Regions from separate parts of the Homo sapiens genome. Here region 1 is linked to region 2. A link is a loop called in an ENCODE intact Hi-C map of the cell type or tissue named here. Cell type or tissue: gastrocnemius medialis. All regions are shown on one strand. Links, peaks and the distances in the headings refer to the core of each region. The heading gives the core; the rest is flanking DNA.

Region 1 (12,383 bases), core at 1,423-9,422, 72 kb before region 2:
ACAAATGTTATTGGTGTTGACAGTGTTGATAATATAGGCAATAATAATGAAGGAGAAACCAAGAATGATGTTTCTTCTAGAATTGGTTCTGGTAGTAGCATTGCATTTCATAGAATCATAGGTGAATTTATGATCATAAAATTGGATAATTTAAAGACAAATGGCTTGTGTTTTAGATGTTCCTCAGCTCCTGCAGAAATCCAGAAAAGGTTAATCTTGTGTGGATTAGAATCCAAACAAGAATTATGATATTGGAAAAGAGCTTCACATCATCCCCACTTCTGCATAAGGGAGCATTAGAATTGCAGCACGCAGAGCAGGGCTGCTGCATGCTGGGCTCTAGAATCACCAAGATTCCAGCCTACTGAGAGATGACAGGTGACAGGCTTTCCTCTTTGGAGGAAAGGCAGCAAGCAGACCTGGAGTCAAAGAGAAGAAGCTGTGAACGGAATACTGACAGACCCTGAGGAAAGAGCCACGCGGTGGCAAATCAAAGCAAATCGCATTGTAGGAAGAAAAATCAGTCATGTAATGGCCTTTTCAGTGACACCTGAACAAATTGTTAGTAAGTATTTTCAAGGTATTCATGTGAATATAAAGTATATCCTAGTTTATGACACATTTTGAAGTATAATGAATTGCACAGTAATGTTGTTAGAGTCCTGCTCTAAAGTTGTGTGGGATGGAGAGCTTGAAACAATCAGTGATCCTACATTGATTCACTTATTCACTCATTCATCAAACACTTATAGAGTAATTACTATGTACAAGGATCTGTAGTATGGATGACTGGGTGGAGCTCATGGTCAATGGTGAGATACAATTTGGTCTTGAAGACAGAATAGAAATTTACCTGGATGGGCATGGACTGAGGAGAGGAAGGCATAGGACTGAAAATCAAACTCAGTGAAGATGGAAAGATATGACATAGGGACAAGGTTATTTTAAACTGCAGATAACGCAATTATTAATTTTAAATTATTTGTGATGCTCTATAGCTGGGCAATATTCAAAGAAAATGATTTTGGAGTAAAATATCTTACTTGTAATTTATTAAACAATGTTACCTGCCAACATTTAAAAAAGAATTGAGGTGATTTACAATAAAAATTCCTTATTCTCAACAAAAAAGAATTCTCTTTTGAGCACCTGAAGTTGGAGTGGATGTTCTTGGTAGTCCACGGCCCTCACTAGCCCCAGATATGATGACTGTCTACTGCCAACAGGACTCCTGTGACTCTGCCCCTGTGCTCTGGTGCTGGGTATCTTGCTGTGTGCTCAGATACTTGTTATTCCACTCTGTACTGGTTGGCTTCCTCCTCTTCCCTTTCTCATTTCCCCACTTATTTCCCAGTGCTTCCTGAGACCTCCTCACCAATAAGCTATTTGCATTCAAATGTTTGTCTCAGGGTCCATTTTAGGAGGAATCCAACTGCTGTAGTTTGAACTGTGTCTCACATAAAGATATGTTGGGATCCTAACCTCACCCCCTACTTGTGCATGTTACCTTATTTGGAAATAAGATCTTTGCAAATGTAACCAATCAAGTTAAGATGAGGTCATCCTGGATTAGGGGAGACCCTAATCCAATATGACTGGAGTCCATATAAGAAGAAGAGAAGAGACACAGACACACACAGGGAGAACACTGCATGAAGATGGAGGCAGAGATTGGGATGACCCATCTGCAAGACAAAGAACCCAATGAGCGCCAGACGCCACCGGAAGCTAGGAGAGATGTACAGGAAGGAATGTCCCTCAAACCTCCGGAAGGAGCCAATCCTGCTGACATCTGGATTTTGGACTTCTGGCTTTGAGAACTATGACAGAATATATTCTTGGTTTTTTTAAGCCACCCTGGGAAACTAATACACCATCCTATGACAAAAGTATTTCATTCTTCTGAATTTTCCAAGATTCTGGGGCTCCCAAGTCCCTTATAGCTGGGGTCTAAATTTTTCCTGCTGTGGCGTCAGACTATGATGGCCAGAGAGATCAGGCAGAGGGGATGGAAGAAAGAGATGAATGGACTTTTGTGGAATCTTCCTGGGTGGTTAGAGCCAAGGAAAATAACAATGTAACAAGATATTACAAAAAGAGGATTGGAAAGCCTAATGCTTCTGTAACATTTACAGATCTTTCTGCACACATCTACAAACCCTACACGCACATGTAACTGACCTTGTACATCTTTTAAATGCTAAGGTATGTTGTATGTCCCCTTTATATGGATCACGGCACTTATCAAAACCTGGCATAAGACTGACTTGCTGGAGGGCGTATAATTTTGAAACTTGCCTGTGTCAAACTATGCATTTCAAACCTCTTTGCTGTTTACATTTCTATTCCATTTTTTAAAACAAAAACAAAAAACCCCCACAGGCACAATTATTGAGATCTCTTGAAAATTATCTTTCTTTATCAAAAACAAATTCCAATTTTCAAATCTTCAAATGTTTTTATCTTCTTTTATCTGCCTTCATTGAGCAAGCTACCTCTTCACTAGCTTGCATGCCAGTCCATTTCTATAACAGATAAATCTTTTAAGTGTTTGACTTTGAATTTGGAAGATGGGGCAAAGACAGAGGAAAATAAGCACAGCCTGATAAAGACCCTGCAAACCCACTCCTGAGGCTGAGGGAGATGCTTCACATGTCTTCGGTAACTTTGAGTTTGACTCCTGGATTGTCATGCCTTAGACTAGGGTCATCAGATAGATACCCACAGCAAAACCCAGTGTGGGCCTCTGGCTGCAAGTGGCCACACCAATTTGGAAGTCTCTTTTAAGGATTTGATCCTGCCATTCTGCAGACAGGGATTGCCATGGTAACTCCCTGGGGGGCATTTTCAACTAGACAGAGACATTCCAATACTTGGAGATGGTTGGTTAAGAAAAGTCTATCTTGACAAATAGTTGGTGTTTTAATTTGGGGCAGAGTCAGAAACTCTGCCTGCAGCTCTGAGTGATCCTTTGAGCAGAAGAATGCCAGTGATCAAAGTAACCTGTGATGTGTGTAATCAGATTCCCAGTGGGGGAGAGGAGGGCCCAAAGCCCTTTCTGTGAGGACTCTTCTTAAGAAAGCAGCCCAGTCAGCTAAAGACCCTGTTAGCGCTGTTAAGAGCAGAGTTAATGATGTTGATTTTAGAAAGGGAGACCAGCATTCTCTTTCTTTTACTCACTTCCTCACTCATTCGCTGTTCCCGTCTCCCTCCTAGAATCTTCCTGTCTTTCTGAGTTCTTTTCCTCTTAGCCCACGTACCATGTTGGATTTTGGATTCATTTGAACATGGAGTTCAATCCCAGTTGTGTGACCTTGTTACCTAATCTCTCTGGGCCACAATTTTCTCATCTGCTAAAAGGAGATAATACCACTTATGGTAAAGGATACCTGAAAACAGTAAATAGATGAGATCTGTAAATTGCTTAGCATAAAAGGAGCACAGTGCTATCCAATAAACACTGGCTCCTTCCCCTCTTATAACTTTTCTTCTGTAGTCTTCGTGTAAAGAAGAATGACTATAAATTAGAGATAAACATATTATTCACCATAGTGCTGTGGGAGGTTGGCTGAAATTAAAGTGTTTGGTGGTATTACTGTTCAAATGGAGGAGAGACCCTCACAGGACAAAGGTGTGATATCCTCCAATAGAGTTAGAATGGCACGAGTAGAAATATCAATTAGTCAACAGAGTCTTCTGTGACCATTACGTGAGTCCAGACTGATGAGGGTGGGGGTAGGAGGAAGGGCAAAATTGTAACAAATAGCACAATACGAATGTACTTAATGCCAGTGAACTGTATACTTAAAAATGGTTAAGATGGTACATTTCATGTTATATGTATTTACTGCAATTTTTTTTAAAAAGATCACAAGTGGTTTCTTGAGGATTTTATACCAGATGGAATAATAATAATGTAGAATGAAATTAACATATTAAACTAAGAAATAAATCCATTTAGGTTTTTCATTAATAACAACAGCCACATGCTTCACTGCTGCTCTGCAAAGAAAAAAGTTGCTGTACATTTTGAAAAGCCAATGAGAGAATGAAAAATCATCAAATCCCACAGATTACAAATGTCTTTTCAAATCTCCTTGAACCAGGATCTTATGCACACACAACACTGATAAAGCTTCAGGCTACCTTTAAAACATCGGCATTTGGTTTTCTCTCTAAATGTCTCCATATTTTACCCCTGAAGGTAAATTAATCTCCATGGAATTGCAAAGTCATTAGACAACTGCGTGAATTGCAAAGCCATTAGACAACTGTGTTTTGCCAGAAAATATGTGAGAGCTTCTGGCTTCTCATACTACCCAGATTCCTGATTCCAGAAAACATGGCCTTCTGCTGGAGGAAGGCTACTTCTCATTTATGGGATGGGCCCTAGTGAGGCACTAGGTCCTGGGCTTCTCTTTGATAGGAAACTTTTTAAATATTACTGATTCAACCTTATTACTCATTATTGGTCTGTTCAGGTTTTCTATTTCTTCATGATTCAATCTTGGTAGGTTGTATGTGTCCAGGAATTTATTAATTTCTTCCAGGCTTTCCAATTTGTTAGCATATAGTTGTTCATACTAGTCTTTTCTGATCCTTTGTATTTCTGTGGTATCAGTTGTAATGTCTCCTTTTTCATCTCTGATTTTATTTGAGTCGTCTCTTTTTTCTTTGTTAGTCTAGCTTACAGTTTGTCTATTTTATCTTTTCAAAACGCCAATTCTTCATTTTATTGATCTCTTATAATGTTTATTTAGTCTCTACTTTGCTCATTTCTGCTCTGATCTTTATTATTTCTTTCCTTATACTAATCTTGGTTTTAATTTGTTCTTGTTTTTCTAGTTCCTTGAGGAGCAACATTAGGTTGTTTGAGATCTTTCTCCTTCTTCGACGTAAGCATCTATCGCTGTGAACTTCCCTCCTAGAACTGCTTTTGTTGTATAGGTTTAGTAAGTTGTGTTTCCATTTTCATTTGTCTTAATAAATTTTTTAATTTCCTTTTAAATTTCCTTGTTGACCCATTGGTTGTTTAGGAGCATGTTGTTTAATTTCCATGTAATTATACACTCTCCAAAGTTCCTCCTGTTATTGATTGCTAGTTTTATTCCAGTGTGGTCAGAAAAGATACTTGATATAATTCTGATTTTGATTTTTGAAAATTTGTTAAGATTTGTTTTGTGGGCTAACTTATAATCTATCCTGGAGAATGTTCTGTGTGCTGTTGAGAAGAATGTGTATTCTGAAACTATTGGATGGAATTTTCTGTAAATATCTGTTAGGTCCATTTGGTCTAGAGTCCAGTTTAATTCTGATGCTTCTTTGTTGATTTTCTGTCTGGATGATCTGTCCGTTGCTGAAAATGGGGTGTTAAAGTACACTACTACAAGTGTATTGCAGTCTATCTCGCCCTTTAGATCTGTTCAATGTTTGCTTTACATACTTAGGTGTTTCAATGTTGAATATAGATATTTTTTTCAATTGTTATATCCTCTTGCTGTATTGACCTCTTTGTTACTATAGGATGGCCTTGTCTCTTTTTACAGATTTTGGCTTGAAGTCTATTTTATCTGATATAAGTATAGCTACTGTGCCCTTTTTTGTTTCTATCTCAAAATTTTTGTCCTAAAGGAGGCTTCAAGGATGGTTGTATTAAATTACCACTTAAAACGGCAAATGCAGTAAATTATTTAATGACTTTTCCACTGCAAGGTTTGGGCTTTTGTTTTCTTCGAATTAAAAATGAAAAAAAAAAAAGCAATTTCAGCAAGACACCATTCAATGTTTTTCAAGTCTGTGGAGTTCCATTCCCAGCTTTACTGCCAGAAAAAAGCATGTCAATCATGTAACTGAAAGGAGCTGAAGGAAGACCTTTCCAGGAGAGCTCTGATTCAAGGCGTGAGGACCAGCGCCAGCAACCACCAGGTGGCTTCTGCTATTCTGGGAGTGAATGAGGCCATGTGCCAGAGGTGTGAGTCCACTCATCGGCCAAAGACAGAGGCACTAAACACTGACCCTGCGTGACACGGATGAGCCTGTTCCTGCCTGGCTCACAGGCTCCCTGTCAGGGAGAAAGAATAGTATTTCTCAACCTTCTTATATTAACACAGGACAATTGGTGCTTTATGTTCTGTATCCTTCTGAGTCCTCACACCAACCCTGTGCAGTAGGTACAACTCTGCCCCTCTCCTCCAAGTGGAAAACGGCTCAGAATGAGAAAATAACTCCCTGAAGTTAACACAGATGGTGAAACAGGGGGCCAGTAGGACTCTGGAACCCTCCCTGCTTCTGCCACACCACAAAGCTTCATTCAGCAACCTCAGAGGAGAAGCCGCAGCAGCTATTGGGAGAGGAGGTTTTTCCAGTTTAGTGGAACACATGAAAGTTGGAAAGCAGCAATAAAATATGGTGCTGCTAAACCGACCAATCAGTTAAGGCCAAGTCCTAGGGGCTTTGAGTGCTATGATGAGGCTTACTGCCTGTGTGGAGTAATTAATGGGGAGCCACTGAGGAGCTGTGAGGAAGGCAGCATCCACACCAGATCTTTAGGGCATCTCTTCCCGCAGCTATCTGAGGACAAACCAAAATGAAAGGGCTTTATGAGTGTCAGATGAGCGTGAGGGCACTAGGAAGAGACACCAAGAACACGTGGTGATGATGTAGGCTCCAGAGCGTGGACTATGTTTTCTGAACAGTGAGACTTTCTTTCTGTACACATCATCTCATGGGAGGAGGCAGCATAGTGTGCTGGTCATATGCACTACCCCGCTCTGCCTCTTTATAGCTGTGTAATTTAGGGCAAATTACTTTCCCTCTCTGTGCTTAGGTTCCTCTTCTATAAAATGGGCATCATAACATGCACCTCACAGGATTGTTCTGAAAGATATCTGAGAAAAAGTTTATTTAATATGTAGCAGAGTATTACATATTTATGAATGGCAGCCATTATATAACTATTTGAAATGGATAAAAGTACTTTGCTCTTTCAATATACCTGGGCAGGCAGGTCTGACTAGAGTCAAAACTATGAAGTAAGTAAAATTAATCTTTGATCTTCCATCTCTAATTCTCATCTCCCAAGCTTCAAAGACCAATGATTATTTTGTAACTCATTTGGTGCCAAACCTGACCCAAAGTCAGGAAGGCTAATGATAGGCTTTATTTTACTTAGTGTGAGGACACATTTTACTGCTGAAGTGTTCATGCATTTGCTAATGGGGAGTTAGGCTGCGGTGCCCAGCTGTTTCATCAAATACTAGTTTAGAAGTTGTGTGATTGACATCTAAAATCAGTTGACTTTAAGTAAAGGAGATAATGGTTAACTTGCGGGTGGACTCCTGTGTTGGTTTGCTAGGGCTACCGTAACCAAGTAACACAGACTGGGTGGCTTAAACAACAAAAATGCCTTTCTCACAGTTCTGGAGGCTGGAAGTCCGAAATCAAGATGGTGGCAGGGTTGGTTTCTCCTGAGGCCTCTCCTTGGCTTGCAGATGGCTGCTTTCTCCCTGCATCCTCACATGGCCTGTTCTCTGGTGTTTCTTCCCACTACCCCACCCTGTCACCTCATTTAACCTTCTTCACCTCTTTAAAATCCCTGTCTCTGCCGGGTGCAGTGGCTCAAGCCTGTAATCCCAGCGCTTTGGGAGGCCGAGGCAGGCAGATCGTGAGGTCAGGAGTTCAAGACCAGCCTGGCCAATATGGTGAAACCCCATCTCTACTAAAAATAGAAAAATTAGCTGGGCATGGTGGCGCACATCTGTAGTCCCAGCTACTTGGAAGGCTGAGGCAGCAGAATCGCTTGAACCCAGGAAGTAGAGGTTGCAGTGAGCTGAGACTGTGACACTGCACTCCAGCCTGGGCGACAGAGTGAGACTCTGCCAAAAAAAAAAAAAAAAAAAAGCCCTGTCTCCAAATGCAATCACTTTGGGGGTGAGGGCTTTAACACATGAATTTTGGGAAGACACATTTCAGTCCATACGAGCCTCATCCAATAAGCTGAAGGTCTTAAGAGCAAAAACAGGTTTCCTAAGGAAGGAATTCTGCCTCAAGACTGAAACATGGAAATCCTGCCTGAGTTCCCAGCCTGTCTTACAAAGTTTAGACTTACCAGCCTCCATGATCATGTGAACCTCACTCTTTTTGTTTGTTTGTTTGTTTTTTGAGATGGAGTCTTGCTCTGTTGCCCAGGCTGGAGTGCAGTGGCATGATGTTGGCTTACTGTAACCTCTGCCTCTTGGGTTCAAGCAATTCTGCCTCAGCCTCCCGAGGAGCTGGGATTACAGGCACTCACCACCACGCCCAGCTAATTTTTGTATTTTTAGTAGAGACAGGGTTTCCCCATGTTGGCCAGGCTGGTCTCAAACTCCTGACCTCGTGATCCACCTGCCTCGGCCTCCCAAAGTGCTGGGATTACAAGCGTGAGCCACCGTGCCCAGCCAGAACCTCATTCTTTAAATCAAATCTCTTTATGTCTATCATATGTATATTTTATATGTGATATATACTTTATAGATATATTTTAAATATATATGGTATATATGTAATAGAATATCTATAACTATATCGTATTAGTTGTGTAGTTGAACATATATAGTTGGATTTTCTCTAGAGAACCGTGACTGATACACTTGGTAATTATCTTAGTTTTCTCTTTAAAGAACCCTGTGAGGGAAGAAGGGGAAATGTATTACCCCTTTTTTCCAGTTGAGGAAACAGTTTCAGTATGTCAAAATGACTTGGTGACTCTCAGAGGTTACAGAGCTCGAGAGGGCAGTGCCATGCACGCCTTTCTTCTGGCCTCTCACCTGGGGCTCTGTAGGTCATGCTGCCCAGAGGCTGAGGGCACCAGATCTGGGGAGTCAGGGCATGCTCCGTGAGTGGAGCCGGGTTGAAGAGAAAGTGGTGGGAATGTCAGTGAGAGTAGCTCATTGAATATACATTTTATTCAATAGGGACTGGCCTTTTGAAAGTGAGCCCCTTTTGGTAAAATGGAAACTCATTTTATTTCATTAGATAACACATTTTATCAGTCTTTGGTGGTCAGTGCTCCTTGCCACTTGATCTTGTCCATTGGCCTTATAAATGATCTCAACTGTGACTCTGGGCTACTGATTAAGTCTGCTAAACATTGGGGATTTTTTGCCTCTAGCAATGCTAAAGAAATCAAGTGTTTTGCTGGTAAGTGACTAATCCATCTGAATATATTAATTACTACATGAACTGCTAAAGCTTTTAGAACACTCTAAGAATATTTTAAGAATACCTTGGTAAAGAAACATCTTCCCCATGACTGTTCTTTTCATGGCCAGGAGAATGTCTCACACCAGAGGAAAACCTCTGTGTTAGACACATCGAAATAAGAACTCAAAAAATTAGAATTAAGTTAAGTGATCATTAAATGTTTGATGAATGAATAAATGAATGTTCTTTCACTGTGTTAGATATGAGTTCAAATTTCTTTTCAAATAATCAATATGTCAGTATGTTTAATTCTTTTCCTTCTACTTTTAAACTTGACTTCCTCATAAAGCAACCTTTTTTGATTATCTGCTGTACCCTGACTCATTCCAATCACCTGCTCCACCCTGACTCATTCCGATTACCTGCTCCACTCCCGATTACCTGCTCCGCCCTGACTCATTCTCCATCCTGACTCATTCTCCACCCTGCATAACCATTTCTTTCCCGCCAAACCACTCACACCTGTCACTCTCTTTAAAGTAGCCAATCGGAATTAGTTTAACCTGTGCGATCTAACCTTAGCCAATAGGGGATCGACACAGCAGCAAGGGCCACGTGCGTCAGGGATAAGAACCCCTTTCCCTCCCTTGTCCAGGTGTGCACTCACCATTGCTCCATCTGTAAGGGCACACCCTTCTATAGAAGTAACTTGCCTTGCTGAGAATTAAAAAGAAAATTTTATATTCGAGTGCTATTTCTTTTGTGGCACCGAAACTTTATTTATAATAACTGGCTTCCCCTCCATCTTGGATTTTGTTTTAAATGAAGGGAAATAGTACCTTGGCTACATGTAGCCACCTTAGATCTTTCAGAGAAGTTAGACACATCGAAATAAGGACTCAAAACATTTCTCTCTTCTGATATAAGTACTAGTCGTTGTCTGTTGTTCTTGTTGACAGAACATTCCATCCAATAGCTTCAGAATACACATTCTTCTCAATAGCACATAGAACAGTCTCCAGAATAGTAATAGGTTAGACCACAAACCAAGTCTTAACAAATTTTAAAAAATAAAAATCATATCAAGTATCTTTTCTGACCACACTAGAATAAAACTAGAAATGAATAGCAAGAGGAACTTTGTATTTGTATAAGTACATGGAAATTAAGCAACCCAGTGACAAATCAGAGAGTTACAAGTGTGGATGGTGTATGTCCACAAACCCAACATGTCTCATGTATAACCAGAGAAAATCCTTCAAAGGCAGGCCAAGGAAATGAGGGAGAATGTTCATAGCAGCACTGTTTGTAAACCCCCAGTCTGGAGCACACTCCATGTTCATCACCCATAGAGTGACACAGACATCGTGGTGCAATTATGGGAAGGAACGCTGTGCCGCAGTGAAAATGAATAAACTCCAGCTGCACACATCAACAGAGATAGATCTCACAAACTACCATGAGCGGAAGAAGCAAATCTCAGAACAAGTTACATAGACCTCAAAGACAGGCCAAACAAAACTCTCTTTTTCCTGATGTATACATGGGTGGTAAAATCATAAAGAAATGCAGGGAATTATCATAAAAGTTAGGATGATGGCTGCCTCTGAGGGGATGGAGGCAAGGGAGGGAAGGAGAGTCCAGAGATGGCTTCTAAGGCACCAGCTCTGTTCTGGTTCTCAATCATAGCAGTAGGAATTCAGGTTCCTGCTTCTTTAGACTCTAAAATAGATAAATTGTATATATGCTGCTGGATGTTTATTTCACAATAAACATGAAGGTTAGGCTGGGTGCGGTGGCTCATGCCTGCAATCCCAGCACTTTGGGAGGCTGAGGCAGGAGGATCACTTAAAGTCAAGAGTTTGAGACCAGCCTGGCCAATAAGGTGAAACCCTGTCTCTACTAAAAATACAAAAATTAGCTGGGTGTTGTGGTGTGCGACTATGCTCCCAGCTACTCAGGAGGCTGAGGCACGAGAATCACTTGAACCCAGGAGTGGGAGGTTGCAGTGAGCCGAGATTGCACCACTGCACTCCAGACTGGGTGACAGAACAGGTTCTGTCTCAAAAAAAAAACAAGAAGGTTAAAAAATAAACATAAATATATAGTATGTCTTACTCTAATACACACATTCATATATCTGTGTGTATGTGGATACACTAAAACAAAAATTTCACAAAGAAATGTATCTTTATTACGAGAAGTACACTCATATTTTAATCCTATTCTATTTGTTCCCATTTTTAAATGCCAGTTGTAAACTACTAAGCTGATTTCAGAATCCACTAATGGATTACGACGTATAATTTAAGAACACTGCTTTAGACTAATGATAAATACCACTATTCCTCCTTGCTTAGCTCAGAAAGGCGATTTGAAATATTTGGTAAAGCCCAATGTAGCAAGGGCAGCCCTTATTCTCAGAAGGGATTCACCTCTTTTGATCCGACATTTGCATTTCAACAGCTGAGCTTTTCCCCTGGGAAGCTCGTCCAGTAAGTGGTTGCTGGTTATTGTATTGCAGATTCAGATGCTCTTATCATCTTTTTCAAACAGTTGAAGAAGAAGAAAAAAAAAAGACCCTATGCAACAGTTTAGGGGCTGTGTTTCTGGGGTGGAATAACAGCATTGCCAAGAGACAAAGTATATCATCAGGAAATAAGCAACAGAAACTATTTGCAGAGGCAGCAGGAGTAAGAACTATAGCAGGCACACCCAAAAGACAAGGAATGCTGAGATGAAAATGGAGCTGGGATAGCGCATCCCATGAAGAGAACTTTGTTCAGTGCTGTCCTGCTGTGGTTGGCAAAATATGTCCAAGGTATGGCTTGTGGATGGAAGAGCTGCTTGCTGGCCGGATAACAGGGTGGCAATAGAAATAATCAATAGACAACGGGGGAACAATAGACAATCCTTCAGTGCCTAGATTACTCAGAACATTCCTCTCCAGTGATTCAGCTTTAGCTTTTTTTTTTTTAAAGCAATGTCTTGCTCTGTTGCCCAGGCTGGAATGCAGTGGCATGATCTTGGTTCACGACAACCTCAACCTCCTGGGATCAAGAATCTTCCTGCCCCAACCTTCCAAGTAGTTGGGACTATAGGCATGTGCCACCATGCTTGGCTTATGGGCTTTTTTTTTTGTCAGTTATGGAGTCTCAATTTTTTGCCCAGGCTGGTCTTGAACTCTTGGCCTCAAGAGATTC
Region 2 (12,383 bases), core at 1,478-9,477:
TAAGATGGATGATGAATGAAAGAATGAATGACTCTGTAATGCTGGGGAATAGGGCTTGTGGTCACCAAGCTGGCCAAGGGGGCAGAGCCCTAGGGACAACATTCTCCAGGCTCCCTGACACCAAGTCTTGGGCTTTTCCTTTTGCTACCTTTGCTCTGGGGAGGCCAGACAGCCTCTTTCCCATCCTCTCTCTCTCCTTATTTCAACTGCATGACAGCATCACAGACTGAAAGAGCTGAATGCAGCCTGGTGCCAGGACTCAGTACTGATATAGGCTCACCATGTTCCCACTGGGTCCGGGACTCAGTACTGACACAGGCTCACCATGTTCCCACCGGGTCTGGGACTCAGTACTGACACAGGCTCACCATGTTCCCATCAGGTCCGGGACTCAGTACTGACCCAGGCTCACCACGTTCCCACTGGGTCCAGGCAATCGCCTTCTAAGTGTGAACAGTGCAGACAGCCAGGGCAGGACACCCCCTCACTTCCCTACCATCCAGATGGGAGCCCAGAAGGCCTGGATGGGCTTCAATACACTGGCTTCCTTCTCCTGGGAAGACACGGCCTCACATTTCCAGCCCAGGAGGAGACTTGCACCTTTATTTGCTTCCTGCATTTGAGCATGTGAAGACATGCAAAACTTTCTCCAATTGTCCTAACTTCCCTTGTGTGTTTTATCTGCAAAGCCTTTTATGTCACTAGTGCAACAAAAAATCCTAGGAAATTCCTGTTTAGTCATGCTGGGATCTCAGGCTTCATTCTCAACACTCAGTGAAAGCTTCCTTACCTGGTTGCTATTTGGAGTGTGAGTGTGAGCATGTGTGTGTGTCTGTGTGTGTGTGTTATATATTTATGCACCCATATGCATCACAGGAAAGCATAGCATTAAGGAAGCTGTACCCCGGGGTCCTAGTAATTCTGTGTCATGATAGCAATCATTATAATCATTATAATCTTAGCCACCTGCTGTTCCTGAATAAATGTGAGGATTAATGGAATGCTATTAATAATGTTCCTTGAGTCCTTAGGGAAAGCTCTTTAGCAGGCACTAATTTTAACCTCTCTCAAGTGAAAAGAAAAAAAGGATGAACTGGCAATTGGACCACATCCCAGCCTCTGCTGGCTGTGTCCTAGCCTGGGACCTTGGGCCAGTCATGTAACCCTTCTGATCCTGTCTCCTTGTCTATAAAATGGGCTCACAGGGCTTGTCTGTCCCCTTTCCTGGGGTTTAGGTGAGGATGAAACAAGATGGTATCAGTGAATGTCCTTGAAAACTGGAAAGCATGGGACATAGGAGCACACTTGGACCTACATCATCAGCCCTCAGGCTGTGTCTGCATCAGGCAGCGTGGGCATCACCTGGAAGTTCTTCTGCAGAATTCCCTGGGTCCATTCCAAACATGACTCACTTGTTTCTGCTCCATCTCCACCGGTGCTGGGCGGCATCCTTTTGGTGAATGGCATTGAACTAACAGTTGTGCATCGGGGAGAGTGGGGCTGGAGTCTCTGAAAGTTCAGAGGGAGACTTCCCATGGGATTCCAGTGCAGGCATGCCCAGGCCAGAACCCTTCTCATAACTAAACCAGGCTGAAAGTTGTCTGGTTCTTCGGAGACAGAATTGCCTTCCCTTTGGTAGACTCTTTTCCTAAAATGACCTCCAGTCCCTAGGTCAGTAGAGGTGAATGCACCCAAGAGGCAAAAATGAAGAAGCCTGGCTGAGGCATACTTGGAAAGATAAAGTGAATGACCATGAAGGTGGCTATCTCCTGCCCTGAACTCTGACTTCAGAACGCTAGGATCCTGAAGTGGTTTCCTGAGATGCAATGAAAATATCATCTGTGAGTTTCATTAGAAGTGCTTTGCCAAATACAAAAATTAGCTGGGTGTGGTGGCATGCCCCTGTAGTCCCAGCTACTTGGGAGGTTGAGGATGGAGGATTGCTTTAGCCCAGGAGGTCAAGGATGCAGTGAGCCTTGATCATACCACGGCATTCCAGCCTGGGCAACAGAATAAGACCGTGTCTCAAAAAAAAGTACTCTTTCAGGCAACAGAGCAAGACCGTGTCTCAAAAAAAGTACCCTTTCAAAACGTTCTATTACATATCAACAAAGATTAATTACAGAGTTTTCAAAGTCTAGTTAGCCTGAAAACATTCATTTCTGTTAGGAAATATTCATTGCCCTCACCATGGCCAGAGTACAAATATCACCACCTCTCACCCTCTCCAACTAGTCCTGCCTCACTAAGCTCAAAGGAGAAGAATCATTACCATCATTACCATCACCACCACCAGCACTCATTACCAACTACTGTGTCCCAGGCAATATGCCAAAGTTTTAAATGAAATTCTTTTTAATTCTTGAAATCACCCTATTATTGTTCTGATTTTACAAATGACACTCTGAGAGGTTAAGTAACTTTGCCCAGGTTGCACAGCAAATGAACAGCTGAACCAGGACTCAGCCTTAGGGTTCCAAAGCTCATTCTCTTAATCTCTTTCCTATTTTGCCTCTGTCAGTCATACCAGAACAATCCTTCAACCACATGTCCATGGAAGCCAACCAACAGATATGGGTATGCAAGCAGTACATTCTCTTTTCTTCTCACTCTGTTCCTGCTTTCTGCAAAGTTCACCCCAGGCATTTCCAGGCCCCATGCATGCAGACACTCTTTCTCACTAAAAGGTCCATGGCAACAATGCACCAGAGAAGCAGGGGATGTTTGCCTCTTCCTATCTCTAGAGCCATCCATAACTGACCAGCAGCGACAATGCAGAGCCAAATTTTAGCAGTAGAATTTCTTCAAATTAAACATTCTTGGGAGTATGAATTCTAGACTCCCATCATACTGCAGCACATTTTTTCTCAATGTCTTTGTCTCTGACCATAAGCCCAGGAGAGGAGAAACCAACCAGCCCCAGGCAAACGCACTGGGACAAAATTCCAGTCTACATGGGTCCCTGTCACCACATTTTTCTATTTCCAGAGGGTGATTTTCTCCAATTCCAGAACACATCAATACCTCCATATGTAAGCCACCAAACACCAGCTGCCGGTAGCAGAGTTTGAAAAATACCTCCTGGATTTTAAGTATCCAGAGTGGTTTGCGGCAGCACTATAGCGGCCTGACAACCACACACACAAGAGTCAAGATATATGTGAGCTTCTGGTGCAGACTATTCCTCACCCAGGCACTGGTGCTGAACAGGACTTCATCCATCCATTCAGCTGACTAGCCATGATGGAGCGTCCCAGTGAATGACGGATAGGACTGGGCCACTCGTCTCTGATCTCCTTTGGGTAGTCCAGGTGGGACTGAGCATCCTCAGGAGGCTGGTGTCTCCTGAGGGAGGATGGAGAGTTCAGGGTCCAGAATGTTGGCTGTGGGCCCTGTTGTCTAAGTGACCTTTGTTGGACTGTGCCTTCAGGTCGCTGCCTCAGGGCTCTGGGCTGCTTTAGGAACTTTGGGGGCTGTGACTCAGGACTAGCTCGACCAGGGAGCCCATGGCAACGTGACAAGCTTCTGCCTGGGCTGCTGAAAGAAGTTCTAAACAGAGGCAGATTTCTTGGTTTGGTTTTGCTTTTGCTTTTGCTTTGTTCATTTTGTTTTGTCTCCCCCTTGACTACATTATTCTTGAAACAACATTTAGTTTTTTAAATTATAAAAGTAGTATTTATTCTGTACAGACATCTGTAAAATATGGAAAGCCACTAAGAAAAAAACTGCCTGTAATTCCACCCAGAGATAACCACAATTATCTGGTTCTTTTGCTTTCAGTAATTTATTAAATGCAATACATTTGATTGTATTTTTTATAAAAGCATTAAATCATATTATGCATATATAGTTTTACCTTACTTTTTTAAAAAGCTATATATTGTAAACATTTTACAATATCAGAATGCAGGTAGGGACTTCTTGGGTAAGCAGTATGGGGTCTTTCCAGCCCAGTAATTTCTGATTTCAATCTTAGCCAGGCTAGAGAAAGAGGGCCCAAATTATTGATATTCTCGACTGAAACTTTCCTTATGGTAGCAAAGCAGACAATTCTGCCCTGGCAATTTCTCCATGAGGCCCGGCCTCTCAATCTCTGGTCAGCATATATGATTTATCTGGGCCGTCTGTTATAATGTCCAGAGATTCTGATTCTGCAGATTTGTGGACACAAAAACATGTCTAGCACGTGTAATGATTTCCAGACCACAGTCTATAAATTTCTGGTGTAGCCTTAAGGGTGGAACAAAACTTACAGAGTCCATTTAAAGGTCTCAGTTCTGCGGAGCCCCCAACACACGCATTCTCCCCACCTTAAGTCCTAGAGGCTTAGGCAATTACCTTGAGGCAGCAGTCACTGAAAGTTCAGAGGTTATGCAGCGCAGCCTCAGGATTTATGTCCACTTCAGGAGTCATTGACCCACATCAACTTCTTTTATGAGTCAGGACCAGGCAGGGATCATCAATATTGTTACAATAGGGTTGGAAGCCCACTCATTCACTGTGTGGGATGTACTGCCGAAGGCGAAAATGGAGGCCTCAGAGCCTCCTTGTTTAGCTTTTAGGTTTACTTTGCCTTATCAGATGCGAAATGGGTACAAGTCTTAAACATATTCATAATTTGAGATGTGCAATAGATATAACATTCTTTTCTCTATAACTGAATTTAATATATATTCTGGTTCCCATTCCATCAAGAATGGAAACCTAATTTTAACCAGGATGGAGATTCCCTACTGTGCCCAGTGTTGAGTCCAAGTTTTGGGGGGCCTATGAAGTAATGTTCTGGTAGATAAAAGTATGCACGTACATATGGACATAAGTTTATTATAAATTTTACTGATATAAAGTATGTGTAATACAATTTACAAATAATAACAAAATATACAATATTCTTTATTTTAAATTTCATATAACTACACAGAATGTATTTATTGGTTTTGTTGAACTCTTGTATCTGTAGCCAACCTACAGTTACAATTCAGCCGTTGTTTAACAAAATTAGACTATGTTGGCTATCTAGTTCATAGAAAAAGTCACCATGTCATTGATGAATGTGTGTGACTTAAATATGAATGTTGGTTGATGTTTTCTTTTATGTTAACAGATAAAAGTGAAACAACAAAGATAAATGTCAGATTATCACTCACTGCTCAGTGACGTGAACTATTTATTTGCTGAGTTGGATAATAGTCTTAGGATACTAAAAGACTATTTCTGTAATTTTTTGTGCTGTTTAACACAAAGTAACACCTATATACCAGGACACTTTTAGGTATAGTTTGCCCTTATTAACATTTTCTTCATCACTTTCTTCAGTCTACTCTAGAAAATCAACAAAACAGAAAATCAAGCCCTGATTTATAGCATTTGCCAGTTTCCATGGTGTAAATATTCCCACCATGACTAATTTTAAGCTACCAACACAACATCACCGCACATGAAGTTGGGAAGAGGTTTTTAGTATTTCTACCATATAGATACAGATACAAATACAGATTTACAGATATGTAAGCAACCTCAAGAACACATTTAATAGCAAAATATAATAAAATATTTAGGAAGTAATGAGCTTTGAGTATTTACTACCTGGGTTGTTAATATAAGTTATTTAATTCTGTTTGTTTAATTTTAACAATGGCTGTGTTTAACAATCAGCTCACAAAATTTCTAAAACTTCAACAATTAGCTCTTGTGAGCTAATACACTACTGGGCATATGCAATGTCAATGATTCGATTTGGAGGGCATTCTTTCTAGCTGTTGTCATCCATCCATATTGACACCACTGAGAGTCCTTGCTGCCATCTGGTGTCCAGTCATTGGTCACAGCAAATTGCTGCTGTGTCCTGACTTTTTTACACTGAGTCTTCTCTAGGTCCCTAAGTTCTCTCTTGCTTCTATGCCTCTCTAGACGAATGGGGAATACAGATTTAAAAACTCAGTAGGAGTAGGGGATTTTTTTTTCTCTAATAATATACAATGCTAAACTTCCTGCTCTACTAAATCTAATAAATAGAACTATAAGTATTTGGTTCTCTGTGCTGTTCTAACAATCTGCTTTGTTTTCTCATGCACTTGAATCACCATGTTTTAATACTGTAGCTTTATTCTATGTTTTACAATTTTATTGAATAGTCTCCTTCATAACTATTTATTTTTCAGCAATCTGACTATAATTGCACATTTATTTTTTCATATAAACTTTTTAAATCACTTGAGTTTTTTTTTTTTAGTATTCTGGTGTATTTATTACAATCTTGTTAATTTTAGGGAATGTCAACATATTTATAACAGTGAATCATCGTATTGAATAGATGATACTTTTATTTATTCAATTCTTTCTTAGAGTTCTTCTGTAGCATTTTACGTTTTTTTCTTATAGCCTGTGACTGTTTCCTATAAAATTTATTCCAAGGTATTATTTTTAATATGAACAGCTACTTCTTATTTGAAAGTGTGAAAATTATTGATTTGTATTTACTAAATTTGTGCTTTACTGAATTCTTCAAATTTTATGATTTTTTCCAGTTGGTTCTCTCATTTCCAAACTTTTATACCTTTTATTTCTTTTTCCCATCAAATTGCATTGGCTACTTCCTGTGGAATGTTAAATAACAGTAATATAGTGAACATTCATGGTTTGTTTCTGATTTCAGTGATGCTTCCAGAGTGTACCCACTAAAAATGTCAGTCTACTTGTTAAGGAAGTTTCTGTCTTTTACTATTAGTGTAACAGTTTTATTGAAATAAAATTCACATACCTTTAAATTTTTATTTATTTTCTTCAGCTTTTAAGTTTAGGGGGTAAATGTGCAGGTTTGTTACATGGGTAAATGACGTGTCACTAAGGCTTGGTATATGAATAATCCTGTCATCCAGGTAGTGAGCATAGCACGCAATAGATACTTTTTCAACCATTGTCTTCCTTCCACCCTCCCCACTCTCATAGTCCCCAATGTCTATTGGTGCCATCTTTATATGCGTGTGTACTCAATGTTTAGCTCCCTGTTGTAAGTGAGAACATGTGGTATTTGGTTTTCTGTTCCTGCATTACTTCGCTTAATATCATGGCCTCTAGCTCCATCCATGTTGCTGCAAAGGATATAATTCGATTCACTTTTATGGCTGTGTAGTATTCCATGGTGTATATGTACCACATTTTCTTTATCCAGTCCACCATTGATGGGGACCTGGGTTGATTCCATGTCTTTGCTATTGTGAGGAGTGCTGTGATGAAAATATGAGTGTGTTTATCTTTTTGGTAGAACAATGTCTTTTCCTTTGCATATATACTCCATAATGGAATTGCTGGGTCAAATGGTAGTTCTGTTTTAAATTATTTGAGAAATCTCCAAACTGCTTTCCACAGTGGCTGAACTAATTTACATTTCCACCAACAGTATATAAATGTTCCCTTTTCTTCACAACCTCATCAACATGTTATTTTTTGTCTTTTTAATAGCCATTCTGATGGGGACAAAATGGCATCTCATTGTGGTTTTGATTTGCATTTCTCTGATGATTAATGATGTTGAGGATTATTTCATATATTTGTATGTCACATGTATGTCTTCTTTTGAGAAGTGTCTGTCATGTCCTTTGCCCATTTTTAATGGGGTTATTTGGTTTTGCTTGTTGAATTAGGTTTCTTATAGATTCTGGACATTAGACTGTTGTCAGATGCATAGTTTGCAAATATTTTCTACCATTCTATAAATTGTCTGTTTAGCCTGTTAATAGTTTCTTTTGCTGTGCAGAAGCTCTTTAGTTTAATTAGGTCCTACTTGTCAATTTCTGTCTTTGTTGCAATTGCTTTTAGGGACTTAGTTATAAATTCTTTGCCAAGGCCACTGTCCAGAATGGTATATCCTAGTTTTCTTCTAAGATTTTTATAGTTTGAGGTCTTACATTTCAGTTTTTAATCCATCTTGAGTTAATTTTTATATATGGCGAAAGGTAGAGGTCCATTTTCATTCTTCTGCATATAGCTGGCTAATTATCCCAGCACAATTTATTGAATAGGGAGTCCTTTTCCCATTGCTTGTTATTGTCAACTTTATCAAAGATCAGATTATTGTAATTGTGCAGCTTTATTTTTGGGTTCTCTATCCTGTTCCATTGGTCTATGGTCTGTTTTTATACCAGTATCGTGCTGTTTTGGTTACTGTAGCTTTGTAGTATAGTTTGAAGTCAGGTAGTGTGATGCCTCCAACTTTCTTCTTTTTGCTTCATATTGCTTTGGCTATTCGCACTCTTTTTTGGTTCCATATAAATTTTAGAATAGTTTTTTTCTAATTCTGTGAACGGTAATGTTGATAGTTTGATAGGAATAGCATTGAATCTGTAGATGGCTTTGGGCAGTATGGCCATTTTGACAATATTGGGCATAGGAAGCTTTTTCATTTGCTTGTATCATCTATGATTTCTTTCAGCAGTGTTTTGTAGTTCTCCTTGTAGAGATCTTTCACTTACTTGGTTAGATGTATTCCAAAGTATTTTGTGTGTGTGTGTGTGTGTGTGTGTGTGTGTGTGTGTGTGTGTGTGTTATAAATGGGATTGAGTTCTTGATTTGACTCAGCTTGAACATTATTGGTGTATAAAATGCTACCAATTTTTGTACATTGATTTTGTATCCTAAAATTTTACTGAAGTCGTTTATCATCTCTAGGATCCTTTTGGTGGAGCCTTTAGGGTTTTCTAGGTATAGAATCATGTCATCAATGAAGGGAGATACTTGGACTACTTATTTTCCTGTTTGGATACCTTTTATTTCCTTCTCTTGCCTGATTGCTCTGGCTTGGACTTCCAATACTACGTTGAATAGGAATAGTGAGAGTGGCCATCCTTGTCGTGTTTCAGTTCTTAAGGAGAATGCTTCCAGCTTTTGCCCCTTTAGTATAATGTTGGCTGTGGGTTTGTCATAGATGGCTTTTAATATTTTGAGTTATCACATACCTTTTAAAGTGTATAATTCAATTGATTTTAGTATATTCACGGAGTTGCACAACCATTACCGCTATCTAATTTTAGAATGTTTTCAACACCCCAAAAGAAATCCCATATTTGTTAGCAACCACTCCACTCTACCCTCCCTCCAACCCTTGGCAACCCATCTTTTTTCTGTATCTGTGCATTTGCCTATTCTGGACAGTTCATGTAAATAGAATTATATAATATGTGATCTTTCGCCACTGGCTTCTTTGACTTAACATAATGTTTTCAAGGTTTATCTATGTTGTAGCATGTAGTAATAACAATATATTAATATTAAACACATTAATAGAATTAATAGTAATAACAAACTTGCCTAAATAATATATAGCTTTTATTTTTAAAAATATAATATGTATGCCCTCCCCAAGCTTGCATTTTTGACATTAAAGTTAACTTTTAAATTAAAAGTTTTTAATTGGGGAAGAAAAAATATATGTAAAATAATTATTTTTGTAAAAGTTCCAGCCACAGTTTACTTTTTAGGAATCAATGTGTTTTCAGTGTATAATTGTACATATCTCTACAAATCGGTTGTAGGTAATTGGATAAAAATATGGATTTTGTAACTGCTACCAGTCTTATATCCTTCTTTACATCTTACCCCACCTACCTGGAATTTTTTATTAGGAGTTTTCTTATGTCATCCTTGTCCATATCCCCCTTAAAATCCTTCAGTGGCACACCAAAGCCTTCATAACAAGACTCAAACTCCTTAGCAGTCTTGATAACAGGACTCAAACTCCTTATACATAGCTCTTCTATGCTATGTATAGCATAGAAGCTATGTATAGGGGCCTCTTCTGTGTAATTTCTCATCATTCTCACCCACCTGGACATCAACTACCTTGACCTTCCAGGATTGCTGAACTATTTGTAACTTTCAGGGCTGCTGAATTCTATTGCTTTTTGTCTACCTGAATGTTCTTTTCTTCTCCCTATAAATGGTCCTTTGCCAAGATAATTCCCATTCATCCTTCAAGGCCCAGCTCACTTACGACCTCCTCCATGAGACCTTCCTTGGCCAGAGTTTTCTCATTGTCTTTCCTCTGTGTTCCCACAGCTCCCTGGGCTTATTTCTATCATAGCATTTATCACACATTCCTTGTAGTTGTCTATTTTCCAGCCAACCCCCCATTAGACTGTACATCCTTTTGTGGACAGACACTGGGTATTATTTATCATTTTGTCACCAGGATCTGGCACATGAAAGAGGGCTGATAAAGTTTGATGAACGAATGAATGAATGAATAAAACTAAATCCATATACTCCAGCTTTAGGCATTTGAATAGGGACTACCTGATCACTTGCTGTGTATGCACCTGTGACCTAAGACAGAGCTATAGAAAATGCAGGCCTCACTTTCAAACTACTTAAAAGATTAAGGCACTCCTGCCCACACCCTGCCAAACAGGCTTTCTAGTCTGCGGCTGCCTTTTTTTTTTTTGACAGAGTTTTGCTCTTGTCACCCAGGCTGGAGTGCAGTGAGCGATCTCAGCTCACTACAACCTCCTTCTCCCAGGTTCAAGCAATTCTCCTGCCTCAACCTCTTGAGTAGCTGGGATTATAGGCGGCCGCCACCACGCCCAGCTAATTTTTGTATTTTTAGTAGAGATGGGGTTTCACCATGTTGGCCAGGCTGGTCTTGAACTCCTGACCTCAGTTGATCCACCTGCCTTGGCCTCCCAAAGTACTGGGATTACAGGCGTGAGCCACCACGCCTGGCCTGCAGCTGCCTTGATCCAGCCTCCTTGCTCTGACTTCTTTATCTAGCCTAATGCATATTAATTTGGGATGGCAACCTGCCGAATGTAGATCTGGAGCTAGCTGGGGGCTTCATAAGTCTCACCAAGGCCTCTGATCTCTGTTTTAGAATATTGCATTATCCCAGAGTGTCCCCACGGCCTATCCCAAGGTATCAGTTGGGGCTTCTAGTGACAGTAAATGTAGCTCCCTAGTGTCTGGGAGTGAATACCTCTGCTGAAAATCATCGTAAATATCCAGAAGCTTTTCCCATTATCCTTTCTGCTCAGGGGTCACATTCCCACATCCAAAAGAAGGACTAACTCAACAGTTCCTTCACTGCCTCACTGCACCTCGCCCCCTAACCCCACTCTCATCATTAGGTCCAGAGCTCAGTGACTAGAAAAGACAACTCCTGCCACCCTGCCACTTTACCAAACTTTCTTCTTCTTGCTTTTATTTTTTGTTGAGATGGAGTCTCGCTCTGTCACCCAGGCTGGAGAGCAGTGGCACAATCTTGGCTCACTGCAGCATCCACCTCCCGGGTTCAAGAGGTTCTCTTGCCTCAGCCTCCAGAGCAGCTGGGATTACAGGTGCATGCCACCACGCCCAGCTAATTTTTGTATTTTTAGTAGAGATGGGGTTTCACCATGTTGGCCAGGCTGGTCTCAAACTCCTGACCTCAAGTGATCCACCGCTTCAGCCTCCCAAAGTGCTGGGATTTTACAGGCGTGAGCCACCACGCCCGGCCCCAAACTTTCTTACTCTGCAACAGTCTTTCAGTTGATTCTTCTGTGTAATATCACAGTTTCCAAAAACGGCATTTTCCCTTCCTGCTACCCATGTCCTCCAGTGAATCAGCATGGACAGGCAGGATTTCCACCAAAACCCAGCCCTGCTGCCCCTTGATATCTTCATCTGCTTGCCTAGACTAATGCCTGGAGCATGCAGAATATCAGCCAGCAGATGTTATTGCCCAGGTAACCAAAGCATTTGACCTTACCTATATTCAAATTTACATGAGGTACTAGGTATGAAAACACTTTGTAAAATGCTGAAATGATGGTTCAAGGTAATAGTTCTTGACCAGAGAGATGGCATAGGAATAATGTAACACGTTATTAAGTATATGTTGACCCCTAGCTGTGTGAAAGGCTGTATACACACACATTTTCATTGCAATTTTTAGTCCCTAATATTATAAAACATATAATATTCAATACAGCCTGCAAGTCATGGTCACATATCCAGGACATGGAACCAATCAAGTGTTGTGAAACTCCTTCCGTCTTTCTTACTCTCGTCTTGCTTTCAAAGCTCTCTGTAATCTGATTGCACCTTCCTTACTTAGCCTCATTTCTCCTTGTTCTCTCAAGGCCTCATCAGTCGGTGGAAAGCACAGCTCCTCCCTGCATTCAGGGATGTCCTCTGTCTTCCAGGAGTGCTCACCTCTCATCCCTTCACTATCCAGAGTTCCTCTATTGTTTCTGACCCATTTCAAGTGTCACCCCCAACACAAACCTTTTCCTGCAATTCAAGCCATTTGGTACTGAGGGAGAATGTACCCTGTATCACTCCATGCACACATATATTGCAAAAGCATATGGCTTCACATATGTCAGGCGCTGGCGAACTCCCGGAGGCCAAAA

What was found. Peaks named below come from ENCODE experiments on the same cell type or tissue, not always from the same donor. Only the 100,000 strongest peaks of a DNase experiment are listed, where the experiment ranks them.
Region 1: it touches region 2 in a loop (8-fold over the local background); 23 of 110 quality-filtered maps call a loop at or near these places.

The regions. Positions count from the first base shown.
Region 1 is chr13:45,873,421-45,885,803 of GRCh38, reverse strand. No RefSeq gene overlaps it. Among named protein-coding and RNA genes, the nearest start is that of SIAH3, 28 kb to the right of the region's middle. RefSeq lists enhancers at 2,250-2,856, 2,857-3,465, 11,176-11,804. In gastrocnemius medialis, for the core only: a CTCF peak has its summit at 5,916 (motif pointing right); a DNase peak (open chromatin) is centred at 5,973; H3K27ac peaks cover 1,260 bases.
Region 2 is chr13:45,801,125-45,813,507 of GRCh38, reverse strand. The region is part of intron 1 of SIAH3 (siah E3 ubiquitin protein ligase family member 3); the gene reads left to right. Among named protein-coding and RNA genes, the nearest start is that of SIAH3, 44 kb to the left of the region's middle. In gastrocnemius medialis, for the core only: a CTCF peak has its summit at 5,804 (motif pointing left); no DNase peak of the experiment used is centred there.